3 separate regions of the Homo sapiens genome follow, and regions 1 and 3 are each linked to region 2. Evidence: chromatin contacts called from ENCODE Hi-C or POLR2A ChIA-PET data. All regions are on one chromosome and are shown on one strand. Each heading gives the region's core, a stretch centred on a gene start or an enhancer-like site at or near the end of the contact. The rest is flanking DNA. Distances are from core to core; before and after follow the strand shown. Region 1 holds the start of TNFSF10 (TNF superfamily member 10). Region 2 overlaps FNDC3B (fibronectin type III domain containing 3B). Region 3 holds the start of LINC02068 (long intergenic non-protein coding RNA 2068).

Region 1 (3,794 bases), core at 1,011-3,510, 380 kb after region 2:
AATTGCAACAAAAGTCAAAATTGACAAATGGGATCTAATTAAACTAAAGAGCTTCTGCACAGCAGAAGAAACTATCATCAGAGTGAACAGGGAACCTACAGAATGGGAGAAAATTTTTGCAATCTACCCATCTGACAAAGGTCTAATATGCAGAATCTACAAGGAATTTGTTTCTTGTAAAACAAATTGACAAGAAAAAAACCACATCAAAAAGTGGGCAAAAGATATGAACAGATACTTCTCAAAAGAAGACATTTATGTGGCCAACAAACATGAAAAAAAGCTCATCATCACTGGTCATTAGAGAAATGCAAATCAAAACCATAATGAGATACCATCTCACTCCAGTTAGAATGGTGGTCATTAAAAAGTCAGGAAACAACAGATGCTGGAAGGATGTGGAGAAATAGGAATGCTTTTACACTGTTGGTGGGAGTATAAATTAGTTCAACCAGTGTGGAAGACAGTGTGGCAATTCCTCAAGGAACCAGAAATACCATTTGACTCAGCAATCCCATTACTGGGTATATACCCAAAGGATTATAAATCATTCTACTATAAAGACACATGCACACATATGTTTATTCCAGCACCATTTACAATAGCAAAGACTTGGAACCAACCCAAATGCTCATCAGTGATAGACTGGATAAAGAAAATGTGGCACATATACACCATGGAATACTATGCAGCCATTAAAAAGAATGAATTCATGTCCTTTGCAGAGACATGGATGAAGCTGGAAGCCATCATTCTCAGCAAACTAACACAGGAACAGAAAACCAAACACTGCATGTTCTCACTCATAAGTGGGAGTTGAACAGTGAGAGCACATGGACACAGGGAGGGCAACACACACACTGGGGCCTGTCGGGGGTGGGAGGCTAGGGGAGGGAGAGCATTAGAACAAATCCTAATGCCTGTGGGGCTTACAACCTAGATGATGGGTTGATGGGTGCAGCAAACCACCATGGCACATGTATACCTATGTAACAAACCTGCACGTTCTGTACACGTATCCCAGAACTTAAAGTAAAATAAAAAAATTTAAAAATAAAGAAATCTGTTTGCCAGAATTCACAAAGAGCAATAGACCTCATGTGAGTTATGAATCTGAACTTCATCCTGCTGTGTGCTATTGGATAAAGACTCTAAGAGCTACATTACAGATTTTTTCGACAGGAAGTATCACAGTAACAAGGCCCTATTTAAAGGCTGTTGCTACTGCTGTGGAACAGATTTACCCATTTGTGTTTGAAAGCAGGAAAGAAATTTTATCATTCACCACTTAATTGGTTAGAATCTCTTACTGTGCACCTTTTAAAACCTGCTGCACATTGGACTCAAAAGGAAAACTGAACCAACGGTAATTGAGGAAATAGACTCTTTTATTTATTCATGGCTACAGTGTAAGCTCCAGTCCCTTTGGATTTTATTCCAAACCTTGTTATAATATAAAAAAGGAAGTTTACAAGACATGTCATTGCTGCTTTTACAAAAGGACATTCTATTTATTTTCGCAGGAATTCTCATGTCCCCATAAGCAGAGCTGTCACAGTGTGCACTACCTTAGGTTGTTTTATTGTTGTCATTGTTATTTTTTTCCATTTTGAGCTAATGTGTTTTATCTGTGAATAGTCTTTTACATTTTTGTATGCTGAAAATGGGCACCAAAGAACCTGTAAAAATTATCTTTTTCAATTGAATGTGCACAAATAAAAGTTTGGAAAAGGAAAACAAAAGAACTACAAAGCATTTAGCAGAAAGCTTTCATGAAGAGTTGCAATGGCTGATATTATAAAATACACATACTTTTAAAAACAAAAAATCCCTCAGGAGTTTTGTTGCCCACATCTGCTAGTAACTAGTGAAGCCAGTTGTGTAACTGCACTTAGTTTACACAATTTCTTGAACTTACAGTTTTGCAAAGACCTCAGTTGTTATGTGATTTAGCAGTTAGAGTGTACCCACAGAGAAAGGAAGCAGGAAAGTCTTCAGAGAGGGGCAAGCTGACATGCAAAGAAGCAGGTAACCAGACATTTGCTAAGCGCCTCGAAGACTGAGTGCACTGCACTGCACTGACCTGCTTCAGCTCGTTGGTAAAGTACACGTAAGTTACAGCCACACAGAGAGACTGCAGGAGCACTGTGAAGATCACGATCAGCACGCAGGTCTGTCCCAGGCTGGGTCCCCCCTGGACCTCCATCATAGCCATGATCCTGTCAGAGTCTGACTGCTGTAAGTCAGCCAGGCAGCCGGTCACTGAAGCCCTTCCTTCTCTATTCTTTTATAGTCAGTGAGGAAATGAAAGCGAATGAGTTGTTTTTCTGGGTTCTGTGGCCTTGGCCCCACCCACATCTATTGAACCTGCAACTGTCCCTCCCCTTTCCTACTGCCCAGGGACAGCTCTTGTCTCAAAGTAGTCGTTGGAAAGGAGGGAAACTGAAAGAAGCTCCTCTCCTTGCCCTCAGGATCCATGCACCCCTTATCTGCACTCACCTCAAGCCCATTTCTCTCTTCTCTTTCTTGCTCTCCTTTTGATAATGTCCTCAGCCAAAGAGGGGAGGGATTTTCTTTGCTTTTCCCTAACATATCCTCATTCTACCACAGAGCTCTAAGCCTCATGGCCTGGCTGTCATAGGCACAAGGCCTGTTTTCTAAATTATAAGATAATTTTTATGACCTGAAACTTCCATATGTGGTTTTTCTCATGCTACTGTGAGGGTGGGAAGAGGGCAGGGTGGGAGTGGATAAAGGAAAATAGAAATACTGTCTCATAGCAATGGTCTTGCTACATAATTCCATCTTGAATGTCAGAATCTAAATATTGACGACTTCTTCCTCTTTGCAAACCTTCAGACACAAATTCTAATCTCCTTCTCAGATCTCCATCCCTACCAAGACAACATGCCTGTGTGTTAGGCTGGACAGGTAGGAAGTAGTTGACACACTCAGAAAGGCAAAGGAAAAAAACATGTGGATGTTTTCCAAAATATTAACCCCATCACAATGTCTCGCTGTCACTATCCTTTTACAGATTAGGAAAAGAAGTTACAGGGAGTTAATTACCCTCAGATTCAGGACCCAGCCCCAAATCTCCCCACTATCAGATGTCATAAGCTGGCCCAGCTGTATGTTGTCTCTATATCTTATTCAGCATTTCTTTCTTTCCTTTTCTTCCTTTCTTTCTTTCTTTCTTTTCTTTTCTATTCTTTCCTTCTTTCCTTCTTTCTTTCTTTCTTTCTTTCTTTCTTTCTTTCTTTCTTTCTTTCTTTCTTTCTCTCTTTCATGTATTTATTTATTTTTTTGACAGAATCTCACTTTATCGCCCAGGCTGGAGTGCAGTGGTGCAATGGCACAATCTCGGCCCACTACAACCTCCACCTCCCAGATTCAAGCAATTCTCCTGCCTCAGCCTCCCAAGTAGCTGGGATTACAGGTGCATGCCACCATGCCCAGCTAATTTTTTTGTATTTTTAGTAGAGATGGGGTTTTACCATGTAGGCCAGGCTGGTCTCGAACTCCTGACCTCAAGTGATCCTCTTGCTTCAACCTCCCAACGTGCTGGGATTACAGGCATGAACCACTGCATGGGGCCATTGTTTAGTTATTCCATTCTTGACCCACTGAGTCAGAGTTTCTGGCAGTGGACTTAGGAACCTACATTTTTCAGCAAGTACTCCAAGAGATCCTTTGAAACCTAAAGTTTGGGACCCTAGATCTACAGTTACATTCCTGAGTTCATTCAGGCACCGCTGGTCACCATCACTTCCTGCCCTTGCCTTCTATCTGTA
Region 2 (3,990 bases), core at 1,044-3,543:
ATTTACATGAAATTTGGAGAAAGATTGAAGAAAAATTACTTTCAGCTTTGTGGAGTACTCTTGATCTCTGAAATGTTTGGGGGCTCTATTTTGCACATGACAGTTAGCAATTCCTCTCAACATGGACTGATGCACAGCTATTTGTTACAAGTAGACATTCCATACGCTGACCTGAGAAACCCTTTTACAGACAGCAGCTTGCTGCTGAGTAACTGGAAGTTTACCAGCAGGTGGTTTCCACCAGGGCCGGAAAATACTGACGGGCCCAGAGCAGAAAGTCCAGGTTATGGAAGGAATGAGAGCAAAGGCTGTGATTGTACGTGCAACTGTCATCTTGCTGGGATTGTGTAATGTCATGAGGCTGGGTTACGTCAATACCAAACTATGTTGCTTTCCTAGGAGGTTTTAAGTCCCTCTCAAGGGAGGTACTCAGGGTATATGCTGCTTCCTGCCTTTCTCCTTCTTCCTGTCTCAGTTATCTTGATTTTTATGTTTATTCTTATATTTACATAAGAACGGAATGTTAAACCCTTAGATAAAACTGTCACCCAATGTTGTGTCATCAGACTTAAGATGAATTGGTGTTGAGTTCTCAGAGTACAGCTCTGTAGTGTGAATCCCTGGTCATTTCGTAGCTAATGCTTAACCTGTTAGCCCCAATTTCCTCTCTTAAAATGGGAACAATGATAGTACCTATCTGATAGGATTGTGAGGATAATCCATTGTAAGTGTCATTATTCTTATCATCATTATCTAGTTGTATACACAGCTTTACTGATTTTTCCCCCCCCTAAATAGATGGCATGATTGTGGGCAATGACTTCATTTTCCTACTTGTAGAAATCAGTTGAAATTCTAGTCTCCCTTTCATTGCTTATTTATGATAGACTTGCTTTCATAGGGTTGCTGGTGATGGCACCAGTTCAAACATTTTAGATGAAGGTTTATAAGAATGTGTATACTGTTCAGATATGGGGTTATAGCTAAAACAATGGGTCCAGTGTTCCATGAATTTAAAGTAAATTTTGTTGTAGATTTTTAGTTGTTGGTTTTCTTTTGAATAACAGCCGTTCACTCTTGCACCACGCCTGAGCAGCTATATTCAGAGAAGGCTGTATCCTCTTATTTTATCCAACAAAGCAGTTTTTCTAATGTGCCTCCTTTTACATTTTCATTGAATTCCATACTTCTGGCTGGGCATAGTGGCTCACGCCTGTAATCCCGACACTTTGGGAGGCCAAGGTGGGGCAGATCACCTGAGGTCAGGAGTTTAAGTCCAGCCTGGCCAACATGGTGAAACCCCATCTCTATTTCCCCCTAAATACCAAAATACAAAAATTAGCTGGGCTTGGTGGTTGGCACCTGTAATCCCAGCTACTCAGGAGGCTTGAGACAGGAGGATCACTTGAACCTGGGAGATGGAGGTTGCAGTGAGCTGAGATCGTGCCATTGCACTCCAGCCTGGGAGACAGAGTGAGACTGCGTCTCAAAAAAAAAAAACTTGTTTCCATACTTGTTAAAATTTTTATTTAGTGCATTCTGTTTCTTAGGCAGTACCAAGAAGCAGTCAGGGCTATATATTGGGAAGATCATTATAGATTTTGGAGTGAGATTGCCTGGCTCAAAAATCCCCTGCACATTAGATGTATATTGTAAAATTAGTTCCTTAACTTCTCTACACCTCAGTTTCCTTATCTGTAGAGCTGGAATAGTAATTTCTCTCTGGAAGGATTGCTGTGATTAAATGAGTTATTGTGTACAGAGCACTAAGAACAATTTCTGAGTCATAGTAGGGGCCCAATAAATAGGAGTGATTACTAAGCTTTCGCTCTTTATTATGGGTGGGCATTGACCCCCCCTTCATTTTTTGTTAGCTAATCATTTTTAAAGCATTTCAGAAAGCCTATGCGAACTGGAGTTATTAGGATTTTTTAGATGTCTTCACGTTTAAATTCTAACACTTCAAAATAACATGTTTAAAAGTTATGCAATCGCAGTTTAACTCCTCAACCCTTCTGCCCTTTAGGCTTGTTAAACAATGATTAAAATGTCATCTCTGAAGGTACCACTGCTTAGAGTTCTTTAAATGTCACAGATCTTTGCATGTCAGATAATTCAGAAAAGCGAGCAGTGTCGCATTACCTCAGTGGTTGGCCACAGGCTATTTCACAGCTTGTAGTCTTTCAGTTCCTGCTTTATTCTTTCTGTATTTTTTACTCTTGTTCTTGCACTTCCAACCTGAAATAGAAAAGTTCATGTTACAAGTGTCTTTAAGGAAGACTGGATTAAGTTCTTCAAGGGCAAGGGTCAAAGCTTAGTCATCTTTGTATCCCAGAGCCTATCCTGCATGCAGGAGGCATTCAGACTGAAGGAAAGTCATTTCCTGATACTTGTCTTAGTCTGTCTGGGCTGCTATAACAAAAATACCAGAGACCGGGTGGCTTATTAACAACGGAAATCTATTTCCTACAGTTCTGGAGGCTGGGAAATCCAAGATCAAGATACTAGCTTCTTTGGTGTTTGAGGAAGGCCTGCTTTCTGGTTCATAGATGGCAGTTTCTCTCTGTGTCCTCACGTGGCTGAAAGGCCTAGGGGTCTTCTTGGGCCTCCTTTATAAGGACACTAATCCCTCATGAATGGGGATTAGTGTCCCTCATGATCCAGTCACCCCTTCTAGTACCACCCCTTCTAATACCATCACCTTTGGGGTTAGAATTTCAATGTATGAATTTGCGCTGGGGTAGGGGACACAAACATTCAGACAGTGATAGTACTGCTGAAGATAAAATGATGGAAAAATTCTCTTAGGTAATTTAGAGAAGTTATTTATTTTTGTTGTTCTGAAAAGGTAGTTAAATTTAGTTATTTTCACTCTTAGTTCCTCAATTTAAGATAATGAATACAGGCATGAGTGTGTTTCCAAAAACAGTAATTCTGAAAAAGTCCAATATATGGATTAGCTTCTCTTACCTGTAAAAATGCATGAGGGAATCATTATATTCATGCTTTTAATAACTTTATTTTGGGGGAGAATAGGATGGGAATACCTTAGAAAATGTTAGGCTATTTAATCCTTAAAGATACATCAACTTTTTCCCAAACTTTGTATTTATTTTTGTGTTATTAACAAATATTTTAGGTTACTCGTTAATTTTATTAATATTTTATGTTTTCTTGCTGTTGGAAATTATAGCGTTTATGTATAGTAATAAATTCTCGGTAAACTCTGTGTCAGACCCAGGAACAAATTATGCTTTAGTAAATGAGGGTTGGGGCGGTGGCTCATGCCTATAATCCCAGCACTTTGGGAGGCCGAGGCGGGCGGATCATGAGGTCAAGAGATTGAGACCATCCTGGCCAACATGGTGAAACCTTGTCTCAACTAAAAATACAAAAATTAGCTGGGCGTGGTGGCACACACCTGTAGTCCCAGCTACTCTGGAGGCTGAGGGAGGAGAATCGCTTGAACCTGGGAGGTGAAGGTTGCAGTGAGCCGAGATCGTGCCACTGCACTCCAGTCTGGTGACAGAGTGAGCCTCCATCTCAAAATAAATAAATAAATAAATAAATAAATAAATAAATAAATAAATAGTAAATGAGGCTCATTCGTGCTTGTCAGTGTTTGCATTGATGTAAAGAAATACTTGAGACTGTGTAGCTTATAAGGAAAAGAGGTTTAATTGGGTCATGGTTCTGCAGGATATATAGGAAGCTTGGTGCTGGGATCTGCTTCTCGTGAGGGCCTCAAAGAACTTACAATTATGACAGAAGACGAAGGGGAGCCAGCGTGTCACATGGCGAGAGGAGGAGTAAGAGAGAGAAGGGAGAGGTCCCAGACTCTTAAACAACCAGATCTCCTGTGCACTGAATGAGAACTCACTCATCACCATGGGGATGGTGCTAGGCCATTCCTGAGGGACCCATCCTCACAATCCAGTCACCTCCCAGCAGGCCCCACCTCCAACGTTGGGAGTCACATCTCAGTGTGAG
Region 3 (3,599 bases), core at 790-3,289, 450 kb after region 2:
GTCCTGCCCTGCTTTTCTCCATTCTCCATGGGTCAGGTTGTTTTCTTGATGAATTCCAACATGTGTATCTGTATGTTTCGGTTGAAAGTGCAGTATTTACTCGCCCCATCTATTTCTCTCTGTGAGAGCAGTACACACTAGCTGCTTCTGGTTGAGCGTAAGAAAAATAAATGCCCTTTTAATGTGTTTGCTAGAAGATAGAAAACATTGCAAAGAACAGAGTAGAATTCATATTCTTAAAAACAAATATGAAAACTTATTCTACTTTCCTTCTTTACCAATGAAAATAAACATATTTATTGTCCTCAATGCACTTTTTTCTTTGAAATAATAACTCCTCAGAAAGACCGTTGCAGTTAAGAATATCAGCTGTCACACAGAGCTAAATCCTTTTAATTGTGAATTTTTTCCCCACAAAGCATGATGAACTACGTCTTGACAGGGCAGGCAAAGTATTAAAGTAAAATATTTTTCCCCACATTTTATTTTTCTTTTCTTTCTTTCTTTCCTTTTTTTTTTTTTTTTTTTTTTTGAGATGGAGTTTCACTCTTGTTGTCCAGGCTGGAGTGCAATGGCGTGATCTCAGCTCACTGCAACCTCCACCTCCTGGGTTCAAGCAATTCTCCTGCCTCAGCCTCTGGTGTAGCTGGGATTACAGGCACACGCCACCACGCCTGGCTAATTTTTGTATTTTTAGCAGAGATGGGATTTCACCACATTGGCCAAGCTGGTCTCAAACTCCTGACCTCAGTGATCCATCTGCCTCAGCCTCCCAAAGTGCTGGGATTACAGGTGTGAGCCACTGCGCCCAGCCCCCATTTTCTGAGGTGAAATGAAGGAAGAGTTAATCATTCATGCTCCTTTTCTTGGGTTCAGCTGCCATCCTTACTTACCTCTGATGGAGGACTAGGGATTTCTGGGACTTGAACTCCTGTTATAGAAGGTCAGATTAGCCTTAAGCTGAACAGCAGCAGCTACCTGGGCCTTTCTCCCCTGAATAAAAGTTCTGAAGATCTAAAATGAAAATATGAAAGGAAAGAAATTATCAAGTTCTGTCTACTAAATATCTCAGTGGATTTCCTACCTCAACTGGTAGATTTGTCTTAAGGCCTTTGTTTGGAGTGTTTTCCTACAAGTCTCAAAGTCTAACAAAAGCAGGCGTTCCCGGTCAAGCTCTGCCAAATTCACCACGTGACCTAGGACCTGAAGTGAACTTTCGTTTCTCCTGTTCTCTCTCTTTCCGACCTTCCCTCCCCGCCAAGGCAATGCAGACAGGGACTCAATATATTATTTTGAGTTCTCCATAGGAAAAGAATTATTATTAAAACAATAAGCTCTCAAGATAAATACCTTTATATAATGTATATACATTCATATATACATGAGTATATACTAGCTTTCATATCTGTATTCTTTTTTTTCTTTCTCACCCAGAACTCAAGAAGACATGCCTGTATCCCTTTTTTTTTTCTCTTTTGAGATGAAGTTTCACTCTTGTTGCCCAGGCTGGAGCGCAATGGCGCAATCTCAGCTTACTGTAACCTCCACCTCCTGCATTCAAGCAATTCTCCTGCCTCAGCCTCCTGAGTAGCTGGGATTACAGGCGCCCACCACCACGTCTGGCTAATTTGTGTATATTTAGTAGAAATGGGGTTTCACCATGTTGACCAGGCTGGTCTTGAACTTCTGACCTCAGGTGATCCACCCGCCTCGGCCTCCCAGTGTGCTGGGATTACAGGCATGAGCCACCGCACCCGGCCCAACATGTCCGTATTCTCAAAGCTATAGAGGTGTCTTTGCTATTTTGTTCTCTTAGGTAAGAACCGGGTCCTCACCTTACACTTTATTCCTCAGGTGAAGAGACTCTGTGTGTGTCCATTCAGGGAAGCATGAGAGCATTTGATTTCAGCTGAGCAGGTTTAGTCATCTAGGAGCTGCTCTCTTAAGTGTTTAACACAATCGTTAACTAACTAAAACTTGCAGGAAATTAATCTGGAATTTCCCAGTAATTACATGTTTTAGATAAGTTTTTGAATTGAGTCCAAGATGATGTGATAGTGCATGTTCATAATTAACTAAGAAACTGAGAAAAGCTTTCTTAATCTAAAAACAAAGCCAAAAATCTTTCCATGCAAGGAAAGAAAATCTTAATTGATTAACTCATTAATAGAGCAGGGAAAAGAAAACAAAAGCAAAAGCAAAAAAACTAACTTGAGATATAGCTGAACTCATAATGTGTATTTGTTTTTATTTCCAGTTGCTGCTTACCATTAGCTGTGCAAGACCAAAGGATTTTGTGCTTTCTCTTGCCTAGTAATTGTTCAGTCCAAAATTTAACCATGTTGTTTTTGTGTTATTACCAGGAGCAAGAGGACATGTGTATTGGTGAGAGAAGAGGGGTGAGGAGTCAGGGATAAGATGAATCTGATTAACTTCAGGGGTTATTAGAATAAATCTTGTAGGCTTGGAGAATCTTGTAGGCTTGGAGAATCTAGAGTTCTATGAGAAATGGTAAGCAGACTTCATAAATCCTGTCTGCGTTGCTGCTATGATCTTGGCCTTCCCCTGACATACTCCCAAGAAATAGAAACGAATAGAAATAGAAATCTAATAGAACTAGAAATAGAAATATTTCCCAAGAAATAGAAAGTAAAACTGACAAAGCCAATGCAAAGAAATCAGTTCGGAAGCTGTTAATTTTCACACGATCTGTGTTCAGTAACCGCCCTCTATCGGCTCTCCTGAATAGCACACTATATGGGACGGAGAATCTGAAAGGCCTTTTTGCTGGTTTTCTTACTAACAGAGAGTTCATAAACCAGGATCTTCTTCAGCCTCCAAGGTAAGGAAATGTGTGATCTCCAAGCTCCCTCTTGTATGTATTGTGAACGCCACTGTCAGAAGAGAAACACCAAAGTTATTCACCTGGAAATGTTGCAGTATGAAGACCATGTATTTGATGGAGAGGTTATTTAAATGGTAACTTTGTTAATGAATTTCTTTGCTAACTTTCCCTGCTTTATTTTCATGCCAAAAACCAGAGAGGTACAGAGAACAGAACTCGGCACCACAGTCTAAAAGTGTTAAGTTTCAGGCACAACACTGCTGTTTTTGAGCTGTGGGTCCTCAGACAAGCCATTTTAGCTTTCCGAGCCTCAGTTTCCCACTTGCCTGCTTCTTCACCACTTCCTGGGGTGATAAGAGAAGACCAAATGATATGTTTGTGAAGGTGCTTTGCCACTCATGTACCCTATGCAGACCCTATTATTAGTAGTACTTTATAAAAGTAAGACATCATTTTCTCATTTACAGGACTGAGGATTAGAAAGAATAATGCTGGGTTTCTGGCTGCCTCCGCTTTTGAGGGCCTAGGAGGCATTCTGACCTAAAGAGAGTAGGCAGTGGAGTCAGACATAAATGTAAACACTGTTAGTGTGACCTTTGCAGATCATCTGTCTGCCCTGTGCTTCTATTATGCTATCTATCTGCAAAGTAAAGAACTTCTTTACAAAATGCCTCATACAAGTGTGAATACAACAAACAAGCTCCATCTCTAAAGTTCTTCATAGAAAACAGAATTATAAGACGCACTCAGTATC

What was found. Hi-C counts contacts between places; a loop is a spot of excess contacts on that map. ChIA-PET counts read pairs that join two places held with the same protein, here RNA polymerase II (POLR2A). Pooled maps may share reads with other maps.
Region 1: a map with no recorded cell type shows a loop between it and region 2 (2.8-fold over the local background). The contact joins the promoter of TNFSF10 here to the enhancer-like site in region 2. A Hi-C loop is called at or near these places in 4 of 37 single-sample maps with no recorded cell type and 8 of 50 pooled maps.
Region 3: a loop to region 2 is called in a map with no recorded cell type, with 22 times the contacts of the local background. The contact joins the promoter of LINC02068 here to the enhancer-like site in region 2. A Hi-C loop is called at or near these places in 15 of 37 single-sample maps with no recorded cell type and 11 of 50 pooled maps. POLR2A ChIA-PET finds 5 or more read pairs at or near these places in 2 of 52 experiments (K562 and activated naive CD4-positive, alpha-beta T cell).

Annotation. Positions count from the first base shown.
Region 1 is chr3:172,521,170-172,524,963 of GRCh38, forward strand. TNFSF10 (TNF superfamily member 10) reads right to left here and starts at 2,261. Exons shown (of 5, transcript NM_003810.4): 1 at 2,084-2,261. The coding sequence starts at 2,215. It also overlaps the pseudogene TBPL1P1. RefSeq lists an enhancer at 2,193-2,242.
Region 2 is chr3:172,140,363-172,144,352 of GRCh38, forward strand. The region is part of intron 3 of FNDC3B (fibronectin type III domain containing 3B); the gene reads left to right. Among named protein-coding and RNA genes, the nearest start is that of FNDC3B, 100 kb to the left of the region's middle. RefSeq lists enhancers at 153-976, 2,165-2,214. Within about 2 kb of position 2,294, at least 11 of the 41 ENCODE cell types and tissues checked have a DNase peak (open chromatin) inside an H3K27ac peak, as active enhancers do.
Region 3 is chr3:172,593,568-172,597,166 of GRCh38, forward strand. LINC02068 (long intergenic non-protein coding RNA 2068) reads right to left here and starts at 2,040. Exons shown (of 4, transcript NR_146714.1): 1 at 1,836-2,040; 2 at 894-1,014. RefSeq lists a silencer at 2,552-2,846.